Regions from separate parts of the Homo sapiens genome. Here region 2 is linked to region 1. Evidence: read pairs that join two places in POLR2A ChIA-PET (ENCODE). Cell type or tissue: OCI-LY7. All regions are shown on one strand. Links, peaks and the distances in the headings refer to the core of each region. The heading gives the core; the rest is flanking DNA. Region 1 overlaps FKBP5 (FKBP prolyl isomerase 5). Region 2 overlaps FKBP5 (FKBP prolyl isomerase 5).

Region 1 (4,397 bases), core at 262-4,261:
CACGCCAGAACAGAGAAGCTTGACAGGGCAGGAAAAGCGAGCAACTGCGTGTCAAACCTGCAGGTGAAACCCCTAGTGTAGAAGAGCAACTATTTATTTGTCAACCCTACAGATTTTGTTTTTAAAAATTAAGCTTAGTACTAAAAAGTCAAAATTTTTTTGCATGATAGAGGAGTGTAAATAAAGTTCCATAAACCAGTATACATATGCTTATGAGCCAATAATCTTAAAAAGACAAAAAAAGCTGCATGGATCCTAAATGACTATGTAAATAGATCCACTCCAGGTCAAAAATATTGTAAGCACAAGTCTTAAATTCTTAATAGCAAGGATTAGAATGAAAGAAGAAGCTGAGCAGTAGCAATGCTGGGAGGAAGTACTGTGTATTGAATATTATTCCCTAAAAGGAATAGAGGAGGGGAGAAAAAGCACAATTCTGATTGCTCTTTTCACATTTCAGTATCTCAGAACTTCATCGAAAATAGGAAAAGCTAATCCAGAAACTCTCATCTGCTCATTATCATTGCTGAAGGGTGTTTTAGGAATGACAGAATTACTCCCCCAGGGACAGGCTGTGTGTGGTAGAAAGCCACTCTCACAAGGAGGCTGGCTGAGGAGGGGGACTTTGGGAGGAGGCTAAGTCAGCAAGCAAGTGGCCTCTGAGGTTCTGGCTTTCACGTCTGTGACACTGCTGTGGAACTGGGGAGACATGAGACCCCTCTACTGTGGGTTCTGTTGGTTAAAAATGCAACAGACTACATTTATAGCACTTCAGTCATTTAAAAAACAAAAGCTTATCCTCCTTCCCCTACCCTACCCAACTGTAGGAAAGGAGAAATTCATGAAGCATTTTTTTTTTAAAGGTTTCTGCAGTGCTATGAAAGTTCAAAGGTAAAACCTAACAGCCCCACATTGTTAGGATGATCTCCAGGGACCCTGAATTGGATACTTGAAGGTTGATAGAAACTGAAATGAGCTGGACTTAAGCTGCTGGCTCACTCCCTCCACACCACAGTCATTTCTGTTTGTTCCACCTGGAGTGGTCCCGTGCCACCCCTCAGTGAACCCTCCGGGCAGCAGCAGGGGGGCTGTTTTTGGGAAGCTACTGGTTTTGCCATTTGCTTCCAGAATCACATAGACTATAACAAACTTTACATTAAACACTGTTCTGTCCTGAGTTGGGGGAAAGCCCATTGAGGAGGGGCCGAGTTCACTGGGACTCTTCCCTCCTTGGCGTGGCGTCATACGTGGCCCTCAGGTTTCTCTTCTTCCATTGCTTGACTGTCTGTTCCTTTTTCATTAGTGACCCCTTCTGAAGTCTTCTTGCCCATTGCTTTATTGGCCTCTTCCTAAGGAAGAAATAAGCAATCAAGAAGGTTAGAGAATAAAGAAGTGAAATAATTCCTGGCTCCTCCAGACTGTGTATCAGGTCCCAAACACGAGGTATTGCAATGATTTTCTCTAGGATATCTAGCTGGGTAGGTCAGGGCTGTGCTACCAATAGTTAGAGTGGGAGCTTCACCTTTCTTTGGTTGACACATGGGACAGCTGTGGGATAATGAAGTCTGGGCATTCCTGGAGACTGGGGACAGGACCAGAATGCCAACTATGCTGTAGGGAGGCCGCCCTCTCTGCAGACAGACCTCTCCTGCCACATTTTTCAGGCTGGCTGCCGACCCTCAAGATAACAGGTGTGATGATGGGGCTCCTATAACATCCCATTTCCTGGGAAAATCGTAAGTCTTACTTGAAAAAAAAATCCTGATGGGTTTACAATTTTTCAAAAATGACAAAAGGGCTGGGCATGGTGGCTCATGTCTATAATCCCAGCACTTTGGGAGACCAAAGCAGGAGGAACCCTTGAAGCCAGGGGTTCGAGACCAGCCTAGACAACAAAGTGAAACCCTATCTTTACAAAAAATTTTAAAAAATTAGCCCAGTGTGGTAGTGTGCTTGTCCTAGCTACTCAGGAGGCTGAGGTGGGAGGATCACTTGATCCAGAGAAGTCAAGGCTGCAGTGAGCCATGTTAGCACGACTGCATTACAGTCTGGGTGACAGAGTGAGACTCTGACTCGGGCAGGGGCCCGGGGGGCGGGCGGGGGGAGTTGGTGCAAAATTGCTGTTTTTGCCATTGAAAGTAATGGTAAAAACCACAATTACTTTTGAACCAATCTAATACATCTGAAGGGAATTTAGTTTTCTCATCTCTCATGACGTGTGCCTTTGGTGACTGGAACTGCCCTACTCGACCTTTGGATCCAAAGCAGCCTCAGATTAGATTGGAAATCGTTTTCCCTGCTCTTGAGCCTCTTGGGTTGTTTAGCTGTTCCTGTCCCCTAAAATCAAAGGGGCATGGTCAGGCTCTTGATCCACCTGCAGTCATCAGGCTCTGCACACACCTTGGCATCCTGCTCTGCAAACTTCTTGAACATGTTGGCGTATATCCTGCGGTCCCGCTCGTTGTGCTCCTTGGCCTTTTTCTGGCACATGGAGATCTGCAGTCTTGCAGCCTTATTCTGGGGGTTTACTTCCAGCACTTTCTCAAAGTCACCCTTGGCTGACTCAAACTCGTTCATGAGCAGCTGGGCTTCACCCCTCCTATACAAGCCTTTCTCATTGGCACTGTCCAGTCCAAGGGCCTAGGAATAGATGGTCTATATTTTAGAAAGGACGAATTTTAATAAATTCAGTAAACAGCTTACCAAAGTTCTCTTGCCAAAGGAGATGGAAAAAGTGTATTTAAAAAAATGGGGCTCAAGATAATTACATACTACTGATCAAAATTTACTACCCAAATTATTTTCTGCATTTAATGCAATTTCTAGAAAGATCCCAAGGAGATTTGAGAGGGGGCTCTTGAGAAGTTCATTTTAAAGTTCATTGGAACAAATAAGTGCCCAAGAATGGCTGAAAAAATTTGGGAAAAAAGAAAAAAATAAGAGGCACTTGTCTTACCAGAGAAAAAGACAAACTTTAAAACTACTGAAATTAAGACAGTTTGGTTACTAGCATGTGGACAAACAGCTCAGTGGAACAGAACGAATCATTCAGAAACAGTCATGTGTCTGCATATAAAAACATTTGAAAATGACAAAGGTGGTAATGTGAATCAGTGGAGAGTTAACTTTAAAATAAACGGGGCCAGGATGGCAGCTATCCACATAGAAAATAAGAGTTAAGGCCGGGTGCAGTGGTTCACACCCTAATCCCAGCACTTTGGGAGGCTGAGGCAGGTGATCACCTGAGGTGAGGAGTTCGAGACCAGCCTGGCCAACATGGCGAAATCCTGTCTCTACTGAAAATACAAAAATTAGCTGGGCATGGTGGCAGGCGCCTGTAATCCCAGCTACTTGGGAGGCTGAGGCAGGAGAATTGCTTGAACCAGGGAGGTGGAGGTTGGAGTGGGCTGAGATCGTGCCACTGCACTCCAGGCTGGGTGACAGAGTGAGACTCTTGTCTCCAAAAAAAAAAAAAAAAAAAAGTTCTTACCTCATATTGTAAGCACAAAAGTAAATTCTAGATCAACCATATTTACATATTAAAAAAAACCATAAAATGTTTCAATTATTTTTTATTTTAAAATATGTAAAATATAATCATTATTTTTTTGAGGCAGGGTCTCACTCTGTCGCCCAGGCTGGAGGGCAGTGGCTCAATCACAGCTCACTGCAGCCTCTATCTCCTGGGCTCAGGCAATCCTCTCGCCTCAGCCTCCGAAAGTCCTGGGGTTACAGGTCACAGGTGTAAACCACTGTGCCTGGCTTCAGTTATTTTTATAATCTTGGTGTGGGGAAGTCTTTTCTAACTAGAAAGGAGACGACAAATCTGACTACATAAACATTAAAACCTTCTTTAAAGAGAAAGATATAATCAACAAAGCTAAAAGAAAATTGCTGGGTTGTGGTGGCTCACACCTGTAATCCCAGCACTTTGGGAAGCTGAGGTGGCAAATCACCTGAGGTCAGGAATTGGAAACCAGCCGGGCCAACATGGTGAAACCCTGTCTCTACTAAAAATACAAAAATTAGCCTGGTGTGGTGGTCGGCACCTGTGGTCTAAGCTACTTGGGAGGCTGAGGCAGGAGAATCGCTTGAACTCGGGAGGTGGAGGTTAGAGTGAGCCAAGATTGTGCCATTGCACTCCAGACTGGGTAACAGAGAAAGACTCCATCTCCAAAAAAAAAAAAAAGAGGAAAATAAGGAGAACAGGCTTCCTATTGCCAAAGATAGGGTTAATAGTGATGCTATATGACTGCTTCTGTCAATAGAAGACAGAAAAATAATGTAGTCAAGGCTGTGCTGGGTGTGGTACCTCACAACTTTAATCCCAGCTCTTTGGAAGACCCCCATCTCTACAAAAGTAAATTTAAAAATTAGCAGGGTGTGGTGGCATGCAC
Region 2 (4,397 bases), core at 311-4,310, 90 kb after region 1:
AACCACTTCATACCAGAACTCATCCACTCTTAATTTCAACTATTACCTCTATTAGTATAACTCCCAAATCCTAATAGAGGTAGTAGCTGAAATTAAAAGTGGCATAATTTCTCCCTCTTTCCTTCTCCAATCTTTGATTTCTCTCACTTCAGGACCCTTTTATTTCCTTATGTTTTTAAGGAAAATTAACTTTTTCAAAATTGGTCCCTTCTCCATTTATTTCATAATCTGTATTATCTGGCCATTCTCCTAGGTTTGCAACTTCAATATAATTTTTCTCCACTTAATCAATAGGACCGCCAACTATTCATTGTGTTTCTTATCTTACTTTCGACTCCATAGCTATCATCATATTTTGAGTTTTCTTCCTCTCCTTTGTGAATTACTACAGTTCTCCAGAGGACCTGCCTACCTCCAGACGGCTCACTCACTCCCACTCATTCTGTATACACTGCTAGTGAAGCCTTTCTGACACAGCACACCCACCACATTACTCTCTAATTCATGGACCTTAAATAGTGTTCCAACACAACAAATCTAAACTTCTCAAACCAGCACTCAGGGTCTTCTGCTCCTTTAGAATGTCACTAGTAAATGCTCCTCTTTTTTTTTTTTTTTAGAGGAGTCTCACTCTGTCACCAAGCTGGAGTGCAGTGGCGCGATCTCGGCTCACTGCAACCTCCGCCTCCCAGGTTCAAGCAATTCTCCTGCCTCAGCCTCCCGAGTAGCTGGGACTACAGGCGCGTGCCACCACACCCAGCTAATTTTTTTTGTATTTTTAGTAGAGATAGGGTTTCACTATGTTTGCCAGAATGGTCTCAATCTCTTGACTTCATGATCCGCCCGCCTCGGCCTCCCAAAGTGCTGGGATTATAGGCATGAGCCACCGTGCCTGGCCATAAATGTTTATCTTAAACATTCTAAAAAGATAAAAACCTAGAAACCCAACATTCTGATCTTCTTCATCTAAATCTGTACAATACACACTATGGGTCTGTAGAGGTCATAGTACACTATCTTCCACCTAACTTCAACAGATCACATCAGGCAATGGAACTATGGACAGTCCCCAACTTATGGTTTGGGTTACGAGTTTCAACTTTATGATGGTGAGAAGGCGATACACATTCAGTAGAAACAGTACTCCAAGCACCCATACAACTATTCTGCTTTTTCACTTTCAGTTTTCAATAAATTATGTGAGACATTCAACACATTATAAAATAGGCATTCTATTAGATGGTTTTGCCCAACTGTAGGCTAATTTAAGTGTTCTGAGCATGTGTAAGGTAGGCTATGATGTTCAGTAAGTTAGGTATATTAAATGCATTTTCAACTTGTGATATTTTCTATTTACAATGAGTTTATCAGGAGGTAAAACCACCATAAGCCAAGGAACATATATATTACCTAATGTATCATCTTCTGAACATCTCAAGCTACTATGACAAGGATTCATTTTCAGAAGTTTAATCCTTCTAATCCACAAAATTAAAGTGTGTACAGTTATCAGAAAAATAACACTTCATATCTTTAGTAAGAGTACAAATTTGTTGAATATTTTTAAGGGCGAATTTCCCAATATCTACTGAAAGTTTATGTGCAAATATCCTTTAGCCCAGCAATATCACTTCCAGGAAATAACCTGTAGATATTCTCACAGAAGCAAGCAAAAATACATGCAGAAACACTACTATTATAGTTAAAAAAAAAAAAAAAAAAAAAAAAAGGAGGGGAGTGGATTTCCTTCATAGACTTCTATTATACATCTCTACAATGGAAAATTATATAATTAAAAATAAAGACACAGTTACAAACGAATTGATATGGAAAGTTTAAGAATGCCATGAAGGGGAAAAAAAGCTATTTATAGAACAGAATATAATTATTCTATTTGTGTAAAGAAAATGTATATGAAGGCTGGGCACGGTGGCTCACGCCTGTAATCCCAGAACTTTGGGAAGCTGAGGCAGGCGGATCACGAGTTCAAGAGATCAAGACCATCCTGGCCAACACAGTGAAACCCCGTCTCTACTAAAAATACAAAAATTAGCCGGGCATGGTGGCAGGCGCCTATAATCCCAGCTACTCGGGAGACTGAGGCAGGAGAATCCCTTGAACTCGGGAGGTTGCAGTAAGCCGAGATTGCACCACTGCACTCCAGCCTGGGCGACAGAGCGAGACTCTCTCAAAAAAAAGAAAAGAAAGAAAATGTATATGAAGAGAAAATACCTAGAAAAAATATAGTAAGCCATTAATAGTAGCTAATTCTGGAGAATGGGGCTCAGGGGAAGAAACAATAAATTTTCACTTGTTTTGTGTGTGTGTCTGTGTGTGTGTGTGTGTGTGTGTGTGTGTGTGTGTGTGTATACATAGATGCATGCCTTTTAAAAAAATCAGTTTATTAAATTTACATTAATAAAGAAAACTGAGTATAGCAAAGGCTCTTAACCTTAGATGAATATAATTGATCTTGATTATCCACAGTACAAGAAATATGAGCTACTAAAAGTGCTTAATGAGAAACTCATCCATTCATTCAACTATTTATGGAACACTTACTAGGCGTCAAGCATTGTGCCTGATACTGACATAATGGTGAACAAGAAAGACCTAGTCCCTGCTCCCAAGGAACTTACAGAAAGGCCTTTTGGACTCCATTTTTCCTGTCTCCCCTGTAAGAACCACTCTGACTTACAAGTGTGTGCTCTCATTATGCCTATTACGCTTATGGCTCCCATAAGACAAATATTAATTAATAGAATCATTATATCAACCAAAAAGAATCCTTAAAATGATTAACCCGTTTCCTCCATAATTAATATTTAAAGTTATTAGAAGCATAATCTGTGGAAAGAACAATTCAACAAGCACTCTTTCAAATAAACAAATAAGAAGTAACCTAGTTGGCTGGGTGCAGTGGCTCATGCCTATAATCCCAACACTTTGGGAGGCCGAGGCAGGTGGATCACCTGAGGTCAAGAGTTTGAGATCAGCCTGGCCAACATGGTGAAACCCCATCTCTATTAAAAATACAAAAATCAGCCAGGCGTGGTGGCGGGTGCCTGTAATCCCAGCTACTCAGGAGGCTGAGGCAGAAGAATTCTCTATTAAAGATACAAAAATCAACTAGGCATGGTGGCGGGCGCCTGTAATCCCAGCTGCTCAGGAGGCTGAGGCAGAAGAATCACTTGAACTCAGGAAGCAGATGTTGCAGTGAGCTGCGATCCCGCCACTGCACTCCAGCCTGGGTGACAGAGTGAGACTCTTTCGAAAAGAAAAAAAGTAACCTAAATGTTAAATGAAGTTTAAGGGAAATTAGCTAAGAACATTCAAAAAGGGAAAAAAATTATAGGAAATTTTTATTTTATTTTCTTCACTAATTTAATTTTTCTACAACGAGTGTGTAACACAATAAGAAAGTAAAAGTTATTATTCAAAAAGAATCCTCTATGGCAACAGCAGATCAGCCACTGCATAAAATCCAACTCTTCTTCCCACTATACCCAGCCCTTTACGGTCTGGCCTTGCTGAGACTCCTTGTGTGAGCCCAGAGCCCACTCCCCTTTATGCTGGAAACAGCATCCCGGGACTTTCCTCTGGGAAGCCCTGCTTCTCCCTCTTAGGCTAGGCCCAGTGTCCATTTTTTGCCAGTCAGTGCTTTCTATCCCTTTGGCTACCACAACAGTTCAGGGGTAAACACACAACCCTAACAGACCAAAACCAAAATCAATCCTGAAAAGAGTCTAATTTTAATGAAACTATTAAATTGATTATAATTAAGTGACATGTAATACAGCTAAAAATCCTTTTAAAAACTTTGTAATAAATGGAATTTTCACTTAATGTGGCCCCTAAATGTTCTGTGTGACTACAATTTCATATCATAAAACTGGAATGGAATAGTTATAAGTCACCTCTTTTGTTGTTTTTTTTCTTCTTTTTTTTGTATTATTATACTTTAAGTTTTAGGGTACATGTGTTTTGTTTTGTTTGTTATTATTATACTTTAAGTTTTAGGGTACATGTGAAGTCACCTCTTTTGTTAAAATGCACAACAATAAAACAACAAAATATAATGACACAATTTCCATTTCTAAGAAACTATCAGAACTTCATGATTGTCTTAAAGAATTAGAATGTTAAATTCCTATCAATCACATCCTGTTAAAATACTAAGTATAGAAACAGTAAGAAAATGCAGCTCAACCAAGCATATACATTAGTCATATTTCCTCTGATAATTTTTTTTTATAACTTCAAAACTAAAGACTCCTGTAGGAAGTATTTTATAAGGAACCTAAAATGAAACAATATCTAAGAAAACACTTGAGATGCAATTAACTTTTCAAAAAAAGTTTGATCAATTAATCATTTTCTTCTCAACTCTAAGAAAG

Evidence for each region. Peaks named below come from ENCODE experiments on the same cell type or tissue, not always from the same donor. Only the 100,000 strongest peaks of a DNase experiment are listed, where the experiment ranks them.
Region 2: POLR2A ChIA-PET joins it to region 1 with 5 read pairs; 7 of 35 experiments call an interaction of 5 or more read pairs at or near these places.

What each region holds. Positions count from the first base shown.
Region 1 is chr6:35,574,594-35,578,990 of GRCh38, forward strand. It overlaps FKBP5 (FKBP prolyl isomerase 5), which reads right to left. Exons shown (of 11, transcript NM_004117.4): 10 at 2,401-2,640; 11 at 1-1,349. The coding sequence ends at 1,242. Among named protein-coding and RNA genes, the nearest start is that of LINC03135, 33 kb to the left of the region's middle. In OCI-LY7, for the core only: no CTCF peak of the experiment used is centred there; no DNase peak of the experiment used is centred there.
Region 2 is chr6:35,664,691-35,669,087 of GRCh38, forward strand. The region is part of intron 1 of FKBP5 (FKBP prolyl isomerase 5); the gene reads right to left. It overlaps MIR5690 (microRNA 5690), which reads right to left and starts at 99; the gene lies at 27-99. In OCI-LY7, for the core only: no CTCF peak of the experiment used is centred there; no DNase peak of the experiment used is centred there; H3K4me3 peaks cover 888 bases; H3K27ac peaks cover 1,553 bases.